Linked DNA regions of Homo sapiens: regions 1 and 2 are each linked to region 3. The links are chromatin contacts, found by Hi-C or POLR2A ChIA-PET in ENCODE. All regions are on one chromosome and are shown on one strand. Each heading gives the region's core, a stretch centred on a gene start or an enhancer-like site at or near the end of the contact. The rest is flanking DNA. Distances are from core to core; before and after follow the strand shown.

Region 1 (2,897 bases), core at 326-2,825, 2.0 Mb before region 3:
CAAGAGCAGGCTTTATGTTTTGCTTATTTTTTTTCTCATTTCTCCCTTATATTTGTAAAGCTGAAGAAGTCTGTCCATCTACAGAACCTAGGGGGACTTGCTCTTTCCCTCTTTGTTCTCTTACCATTTGGATTCTCCAAGGGGCCAGCCTTGGTCAGAACTATGAGGAGGTCTCCTTCCTTGCAATCTATATCCTCTACTTCTAGCAGATATGCCAAAATATTTGTGATATATGTTATATTCTTACACATAGGCAGAAGGAAGAGCAAGAGCAAAGTGTGAAGGGAGGAAGAACATCAAACACTCGATGCTTCAAGGTGTTCAGTATGAATGGGGCATGAAGTTGAGGGGGCATTAGATAAGCACAATGAGGTAGTTAGGGGCTGGATGACAATGGACAGCCTGCAAGCCCAGTGGAGGAGTTTGCATTTTATTTGGGAGACAGTGGGAAACATTAGTTCTCACTATGTATTGGGTGCTCACCAGTAAGCTAAGCAGTGTTGGGGTCCATGGGGTATTGCTACTGTTGTTCATAAAAGTCCTGATCCAAGGGTATGATTTTAACTCAAGTTCCTTGGAGTCTGGATGCAAAATTAAAATGGCTCATTCATCTAGACAAAAACAAGTTGCTTCCTTTTTTAAAAAATGCAAAGTTTACAAGGTTTTACATTTTTAGCTTAAAAATTTAACAATATCTAACCTGTTTATGAGCTCAATATGTTTTATCTTGTAGTAAATGATTTGATTAATGAAATCCATCAACTTATGCAACATAGCTCATTTTTTTCAGGGACTACTCCAATAGTTCATAAAATTTCATGTGTCAATTTTGGGGACACATTTAAAGTTTAAAGAGAGAAGCTGAGAATGCAGGGAAGTGATAACTGAACAACCCTTGACTGGAAGAAAACAACTTCTATGCTTAGTGTTTTTCTACAACAAAATTAGTTAATTATTCACAAATTATACAAATGAGATAATTTTGTTAGAAAACAAAGTGATGAATGAATGTTTTTTCTATTCAGAACATCCAGCACAAAGCCTGGATGGTACATTCTCTCACCATTTCCATTTCTTTAATAAGTTACTTATTCATATATTTCAAGAATGAGATCATTTGGCCAAAAAATACGATGAGGAATAAATAACAATTGTATTGAATGATCACTTGTGTATGTGTATGTGTGTGTGTGTGTGTGTGTGTGTGTGTTTCCTAGATCACAAGACAGGAAGGAAGTGGTACCCATTTCAACTGGGGGTAAACCATGTGAAAAATTAAACCAAAAATGGAAATGACAGAATTCTAGAGTTGTTTTGGAGAAAAGGAAGAAAGCAATGGAGCATAAAAAAAAAAACAGGTTTGCAAGAACTGCATTTCTGTCAAACCTTATATATGCAGTGTCAGAATAAGAGACACGTTCCAGAGGCAGGGATCAGAGAGTGGTGCTGAGCAGAGAAGAAAAGACATGCACTGTAAAGTCTGGATGGAGAGAAGTAAAAGCGCAACCACAGAATGACAAGGTCGGGGCAATGGCAGAGCGTGGGCATCTCAGTCCAAAGTCGAAGAGAAAAAGGGAACTTTACTCTGTAAACTCTCCCTGTTGTTTAAATATGAAAATAAGAAAAATATTTTGTATGGTCTTCCTGATCCTTTGTCATTTTTATTATAAGTGATAAAATTGAATTTATAACATAAATCATTGAGGGACAAATATTTCCACTCACAACTGGTTTTCAAAGCCCTTCTGACAATAGACGCTGATTCAATCAGTAATCACCGAGTTCACCTGCATGGTTCATTAGACAAAAGCACTGGCAGCTGACTTCAAAACGGATGGGCCTGAAAGCTGAACTGTCGATACGGTTCACAATCACCATGGCCAGTTGAGGGGGAGATGATAAACTGAACCAGGTGGAGAGGCCCTGAGAGATGAGCTGTAGAAAAACCATCTGTGTCAACAGGGAGGAAACACTTTGTTAATCCCAGAGTAGTTTAGGAGATTTCAAAGTTTACTTTAAAAATCTTTAATATCTATACCCTGATGGATACTGGGAAGATGTCACAAAGTTTGTGAGAACCATTTTATGAAGAGTTAGGAGGTATCTAATATAAACATCTTTTTATAAAAATCTATCAGACAAATAGACTTTTAGCTGTGCACTTGAAATACACACTTTTCTCAAATGACTATTCTGGTTTGATTACTATGCTTATCTTACCAACATGGGACATTTGGAAGAAAGGAGAGGAAGTATCATAATTTAGAAAGGCAGTTACAGGAGTGGCTGAATGAACTCAAGACTAGAGGCTGCAGATCCCAAGTTCAAATATTGCCTGTGATGTGAAGTAACCTGGTGAACCCAGTCAAGTTACCTTTTTACTCCAAGACTTGCTTAACTTATTTTGATTATAACAAGTAATATGATTAAGCTTCTTAGAACAATATCTTTTCATCAAAGTTTATCTATACACCTAAGTTGTTCCTTAAGTGCTATCACCATAATCATACACACTCCTTCCCCTATTAAGGTGACTAGAAATGGGTTCCATGGGATGGAATTTTTAATTTTTTAATCCACTGGATTAGATTATCTTCTGAAATTCCTTCCAGATCTAATATTTACAGTTCTTATTTTGATCAGATGAACCTACTTAAAAATCAACAGCAAAAATAAATAAGTACGGCAACACTCCTTCCACAATAAAAGGCTGAATAGGTTTCTTTTCAATTTCTCTACCAAATGGCTGAGTCTAATTTTAAGTACTACTGTCTCTGACTGTTACTTTCATATATAACATCATTTTTACACTCAACCTGTCAGCTCATGTCATTTCAATTATGCATTTGTTTTCTCACTGACTAAACATTGTGCCAGCACTTCTCCCTATTAGATTA
Region 2 (2,700 bases), core at 196-2,695, 1.6 Mb after region 3:
AACAGGGGGGCAAGACAAGGGGGGGAGGAAGCCCAGCAAGACAAAAGTCATGCAAAAAGTGGCTTCAGCCTGATCCTGCAGGGACCTCTGGAAAAGACACTTCTGAATTGTCCCACCAGGAGGCAAGGGCCGTGATACTCTCTGACCACACTGACTGTCTTTGGTTACAGGCCATCCAGGAGTAGGTAAATTCTCCAGCACATCTGGCTTTGTGTATGTGTGAGTTTGCATGTGCACAAGCCAAGGGACTTCCGGGAGCCTGGGGAGGGCAGGGGAAAAAGAGCAGCCACCTGGCTGTTGGCAGGCAGAGGAGGGACTGGTGTCTAGTCTGACCTCTGATGCTCACTCATTGTGTGACTTAGTGCAAGTGAGTGAACCTCAGCTTCCTCATCTGTAAAATGGTATAATAGTCCCCACCTCAGTGAGCTGCACAGAAGAATAAGCAAGATGAAGTACACCAAGGCGTTAGCACGATACCTGGCACCTCGTCAGCACTCAATCAGGGAAAGTATTTTGGACCAAATCAGAGGAATCTTGGAAGGTTGGTAGGAGACACTTAGGGGTAAGTGGACCAAGCACCACACTGACTCACAACCCTTATCTCTTCAGCATTTGGCCGGGTGCGTATCAGGTAACTGCGTGTCTGACTTGCTGCATTGCTGTCGACCATGCATCCAGAGCAAGCATAGGGCCAGCGCTGTGCACGAATCGGCCTAAACATCTCAGCTCAGTTCGTGGGAGAGAAAGAAAGTGCCCTCAAGACAGTGTCCTTCTCTCCAGGGGTCTTTTTAACCAGCTTTGACTCCCCAAGGCCCAGCATTTCTCTGCTCCCTTTGAAATATTTTCATGAATTTTCTGCCACTTAAATACACTACCCTGGCCATGGCCACCATGCTGAACATGGGTAAGATGAAACTAAGGGGAAATCTGCATATTCCTCATAGACTATACTCCCAGGCCTCCTGCTGCTCCTCTGGGAGATCCATGGACACACTCAGACAAAGCTTGGTCCCCATGGGTTGTCAGCAATAGAGTAGGAATCAGAACCTAGGGCTTCAGGCTCTGAATCAGGAGCTCAGCAGTGCACGAAAACCAAGAAAATCAGCAGGAGTTCAAGGCCTTTTGCGGGGGATCAACTCAGTGTCAGCGCTCAATGGACCAGCCCAAACTTTGCTCTCTGAGAACACAGCTGAGTTGGTTGCTGACAACTTATCCTGTGGCATACATGCAAGATATTGTGTAATAAAAACACTTTCTAGAAAGACACTGACCAATTCTCATGAGATTGTTGTAAAACAGAGGTAGCTAGGAAGATCCTCATTTTACAGCAGAAACAATCTCACAGCAGCATACCAGTTGCCCAACACTTGGGCGGTGAGTCAGTGCCCACCCCAAAATAGAGCCTGACCCAGCAAGCTTGTCTCCCACAACAGTCATGAAAATATCCACAGGCCCAAGAATCTCCCAGCATGAAGTCAGGCCATGCCACAAACACTGCCTGGCCACACGCCTCTCCATTCTCCACCAGGCTTCCTCACCTCAGGTCTCTGCCAAACATCGCCTTCTCAGAGAGGCTCTCCCCGACACTCCCCCTAATCTAAAATCGCCACTCCCTCACCTCTTCGCTTCCTTTATTTTTCTTCATAGCTCTGCACATCCTGAAATTAGATTACCTATCTATTTGTTAATTATTGTCACCCCACTAGAATGCCAGCTGAGTGAGGGTGTGCCATGCTCAGCACTGTATCTAGGGGCCAGAGCAGTGCCACCACCAAGTAGGGACGGTCCCTAGGGAAAGTGAGTGAATGAATGAATCAACCAACTTGTCCTTCCTAGTCCCTTTGCACTTGCTTTTGACAGGAATCTGTACCTCCAAGAATTATCAAATATATCTGGAGGATGAGGCCCTCCACCGCCACTAGGGAACTCCTATCACACTCCCGAGTCCAGGGCCTAGAGCTTGAAGAGGACACTCGAACATTCAACGTACCTGCACTACTTCAATGAGCTCTACAAGCTCCTGTAGTTCCTAAACTTCACCAACTCAGAATATTTCACCCAGCCCGACTCCATTATAGCTGACCCCTTCCCTAGAACTCCACACCTCTGAACTCCCTGCCTCCTGTAACCCTAATTCTAACCCTATAAACAAATACCCACACCTATCACTCCCACTATCTCACTCCTACACCGGCTCCACCTGTCTGCCCCCTGTTCTGTCCTTCCTCTTATTTCTTCACCATTCCCCGTTTATACCAGGAACGAACTCCCCTGTTTCACTGAGATATTCTGTGTGGCGGTGGCTTTAACATCAGTTGCAAAATGAGTTAAATTCTACTTAAGAATACAATGTCCATATGTATACAATCAGTTTAAAAGTTTTTTAAACTAGTCAGCATGTACTACACAATGAACACTATTGTTAAGAAAGGATTATTGGATATAAACACAATGAAGTCAATCAAAGGGGGTTCCATTGCAAAGAAAGCAGGGAGTCAGCAGATGCAAGTGTGACCTAGCATGACATGGCATCTCTCTCTATGGTCCCCAGCACTTCTTAGTTCAAGGCACCAAAACCTGAGCCAATACTAACCAAGGGAAGCACTTAAACATTCAGCTCTGCCCTGTTTCTGAGCTCAAGCTGTCCCCTAAGTTTTATCATATGGATCCTGTCTCAATACTGGAGTCCTGCTTACATCC
Region 3 (2,700 bases), core at 162-2,661:
CAGCCTTCCAAGTGCTGGGATTACAGGCGTGATCCGGCACCATGTCCGGCAACATCCACTTTTCTAACATGTTCCCACAGCCTTACTTCTGTGGGTCTCAAGCTTTCTTCGTACAAAAATAGGGTTCCACTGTAATGAAACACATTGGGGGATATGAATATTTGGGTCAAAGTCTATGGCATGTAATTGACCTCCCTGGAGGTCAAATAACCAAATTCCCTTAATTACACCTGCTTCTAGGTAACTGAGGCTATTTATACATTCATATTGTATTCTTTCAAAGAGAAATTGGATATAGTGGCAGGAATATAAGCAGTATGCTGTAACTTTAGAAATGTATGCATATTTACATACTTACGCACTCTATAGCTTATATTATAGTATGATTTATTACAGCAAATGAGCCCATCAGCAAAGGGCAATTTTTATGAAATGGCAGCAGCATTTAAAAAGCTTAAACACTGTGGTTCATATTTAGGCCTCAACCTGTTTGAAGGCACATTCTGAAATGTAGGCATAAGGCCCTAAAAAGATGTGAAAATAGGCTGGGCGTGGTGGTTCACAACTGTAATCCCAGCATTTTGGGAGACCTAGGCAGGGTGATCACTTGAGGCCAGGAGTTTTAGACCAGCCTGGCCAACATTGAGAAATACCGTCTCTAGTAAAAATACAAAAATTAGCCAGGTGTGGTGGTGCATGCCTGTAATCCCAGCTACTTGGAAGCCTGAGGCACGAAAATCGCTTGAACCCGGGAGGTGGAGGTTGTAGTGAGCTGAGATCATGCCATTACATTCCAGCCTGGGCGACAGAGCAAGACTGTCTCAAAAAAAAAAAAAAAAAAAGGTAAAAATAAACGTGCATTAAGTAAATAAGATTACACATTTAGTGAGATAAAACATGAACATTTAGAGAAACTGATATTTGGAGTATATGCAATCTATGGCTGAGAACATAGAGAGAAAATGTCTCCTAAGTGATGTTCTGACTGATTTGTATTCCCCCGAAATTCACATGTTAAAGTCCTAGCCACCAGTACCTCAGAATGTGACTTTGTTTGGAGATAGGGCCTTTAAAGAGGTAATTAAGTTGAAATGAGTTTATTAGGGTGGGCTCTACTTTAATATGACTTGTGTCCTTTTAAGAAGAGAAGAGATTAAGACACAGACAAGCACAGGGGGAAGATCATGGGGAGAACACAGTCATTTACAAGCCAAGGAGAGACAGGCTTCAGAAGAAACCAAGTACCGACACCATGATCTCGTTCTTCTAGCCCCCAGAATAGTAACAAAATAAATGTCTGTTGTTTAAGCCACCTAGTCTGTGGTACTTTGTTATGGCAGTTCCCAGCAAACTAATACAAGTGGTTTTACCACTTCCCACTCCTTGATCTTTTTGCCCTTGTTTTTGAAGACACAAGTATTGTTTCAAGTTTTTCTTCTTGATTTGCCGGTGAATATAACATGATTCTCAGAATAGCCAACGAGGAAGTCACAAGGGTTTCATTTCTGTATTGAAGTGTTGGCTGAGTCAAGTTAGAAGCTGGGAGACCTTATATATTAAGTTTATCCTTGAACGGGAACAAAGGATAGGATGCTTATTATATTTGTAGATGACAAGAAACCAGAGAGCACAGTCAACACAAATCATCTTGATTGGCTGAATAGGAGTTAAGCTGAAGTAGAGGAAAATTCCAAAGAGAAAAATCTAAGTTCTTGAACTTAGATTCAAAAAAGTCAATTGCATAAGTGCAAGATGGGAAAGAAATAAACAGTGTATGTACTGAAAACAGTGTGAGTCAACTGAATGATGAGAATGCCCCTAAATTCAGTGTGTTTATAATCCATCAATTATAGAGCCATTGTTTCCGGTGTGTCTGGTAATAAAATGAGCTGCTTTAGGAGGTAGTAAGCTTCCCATTGCTGGAGGTGCCCAAGAAATAATTGGGCGACTGCTTCTTAGGGATGTGGCAGAGGATACATAGATAGCTTGAAGACACACCTGTGGTTGAAGTTAAACTCACATTAATTGTTTCCTGAGAAATTGAAGACCTTCTGTCCCCATGTAATTCTGAGTTTTTGGTATTGCGATTTTTAAATATTAGTAATTAGGAAAACTGGGGGAAGGAACTGGAGATAGCTCTGAAAGCCGATACCACTATTAATTTGCTTTTATCTCGAGTTATTGGTATCTTTTTTGAGAGAAGTCATTTATTTAAATGCGGATTTGGAAACACTGGTCCTTGTATTGACAGTGGCCAGCCTGACAACTTCAGTTATTGACTGAATTTGATTTATTCTGAGGTTAGTGTCTTAAATGGTGATACGTTGATCTTGGTTTCCCCTCCGACCTTTGTTGCTTTTAAGATAATCAGAAGCTGATCTATAAAACATGTGTTTGCCTGCATAGACTAGTGAAATCTTACACTGGGAAAAGTCCCCATTTTAATAAGCTTTAAACAAAAAATTCTACCTTACATGCTAATTAGAATCTAAATTCAGGTGTTAACCTCTTTAACTGAAAGTGCATGTTGAGTAATTGCAGGAAAGGGGCCAATTTCAGGCACAGCAGTAATTACTGAATTAGTAGAAAAGTTCAAGTAGGGCTTCAGATTTCAGATCATTACTGAGCTTTCTGAGGAACAGCTAATCCTGGAGTGATTGGGCTTCTCACACCTGTGTGTGCACTTGTTTGTGTGTGTGT

The links. Hi-C counts contacts between places; a loop is a spot of excess contacts on that map. ChIA-PET counts read pairs that join two places held with the same protein, here RNA polymerase II (POLR2A). Pooled maps may share reads with other maps.
Region 1: a loop to region 3 is called in a pooled map, with 5 times the contacts of the local background. The contact joins two enhancer-like sites. A Hi-C loop is called at or near these places in 2 of 37 single-sample maps with no recorded cell type and 2 of 50 pooled maps.
Region 2: a pooled map shows a loop between it and region 3 (5-fold over the local background). The contact joins two enhancer-like sites. A Hi-C loop is called at or near these places in 1 of 37 single-sample maps with no recorded cell type and 2 of 50 pooled maps. POLR2A ChIA-PET finds 5 or more read pairs at or near these places in 1 of 52 experiments (OCI-LY7).

What each region holds. Positions count from the first base shown.
Region 1 is chr3:179,960,021-179,962,917 of GRCh38, forward strand. The region is part of intron 2 of PEX5L (peroxisomal biogenesis factor 5 like); the gene reads right to left. All of the region lies in intron 1 of LOC124909463 (a long non-coding RNA gene), which reads left to right. Among named protein-coding and RNA genes, the nearest start is that of PEX5L-AS2, 63 kb to the left of the region's middle. RefSeq lists a silencer at 1,894-1,943. Within about 2 kb of position 1,576, at least 2 of the 41 ENCODE cell types and tissues checked have a DNase peak (open chromatin) inside an H3K27ac peak, as active enhancers do.
Region 2 is chr3:183,536,190-183,538,889 of GRCh38, forward strand. All of the region lies in intron 1 of KLHL6 (kelch like family member 6), which reads right to left. Among named protein-coding and RNA genes, the nearest start is that of KLHL6-AS1, 11 kb to the right of the region's middle. Within about 2 kb of position 1,446, at least 10 of the 41 ENCODE cell types and tissues checked have a DNase peak (open chromatin) inside an H3K27ac peak, as active enhancers do; they include OCI-LY7, where a contact is called at or near this core.
Region 3 is chr3:181,930,865-181,933,564 of GRCh38, forward strand. No RefSeq gene overlaps it. Among named protein-coding and RNA genes, the nearest start is that of LINC01206, 20 kb to the right of the region's middle. Within about 2 kb of position 1,412, at least 2 of the 41 ENCODE cell types and tissues checked have a DNase peak (open chromatin) inside an H3K27ac peak, as active enhancers do; they include OCI-LY7, where a contact is called at or near this core.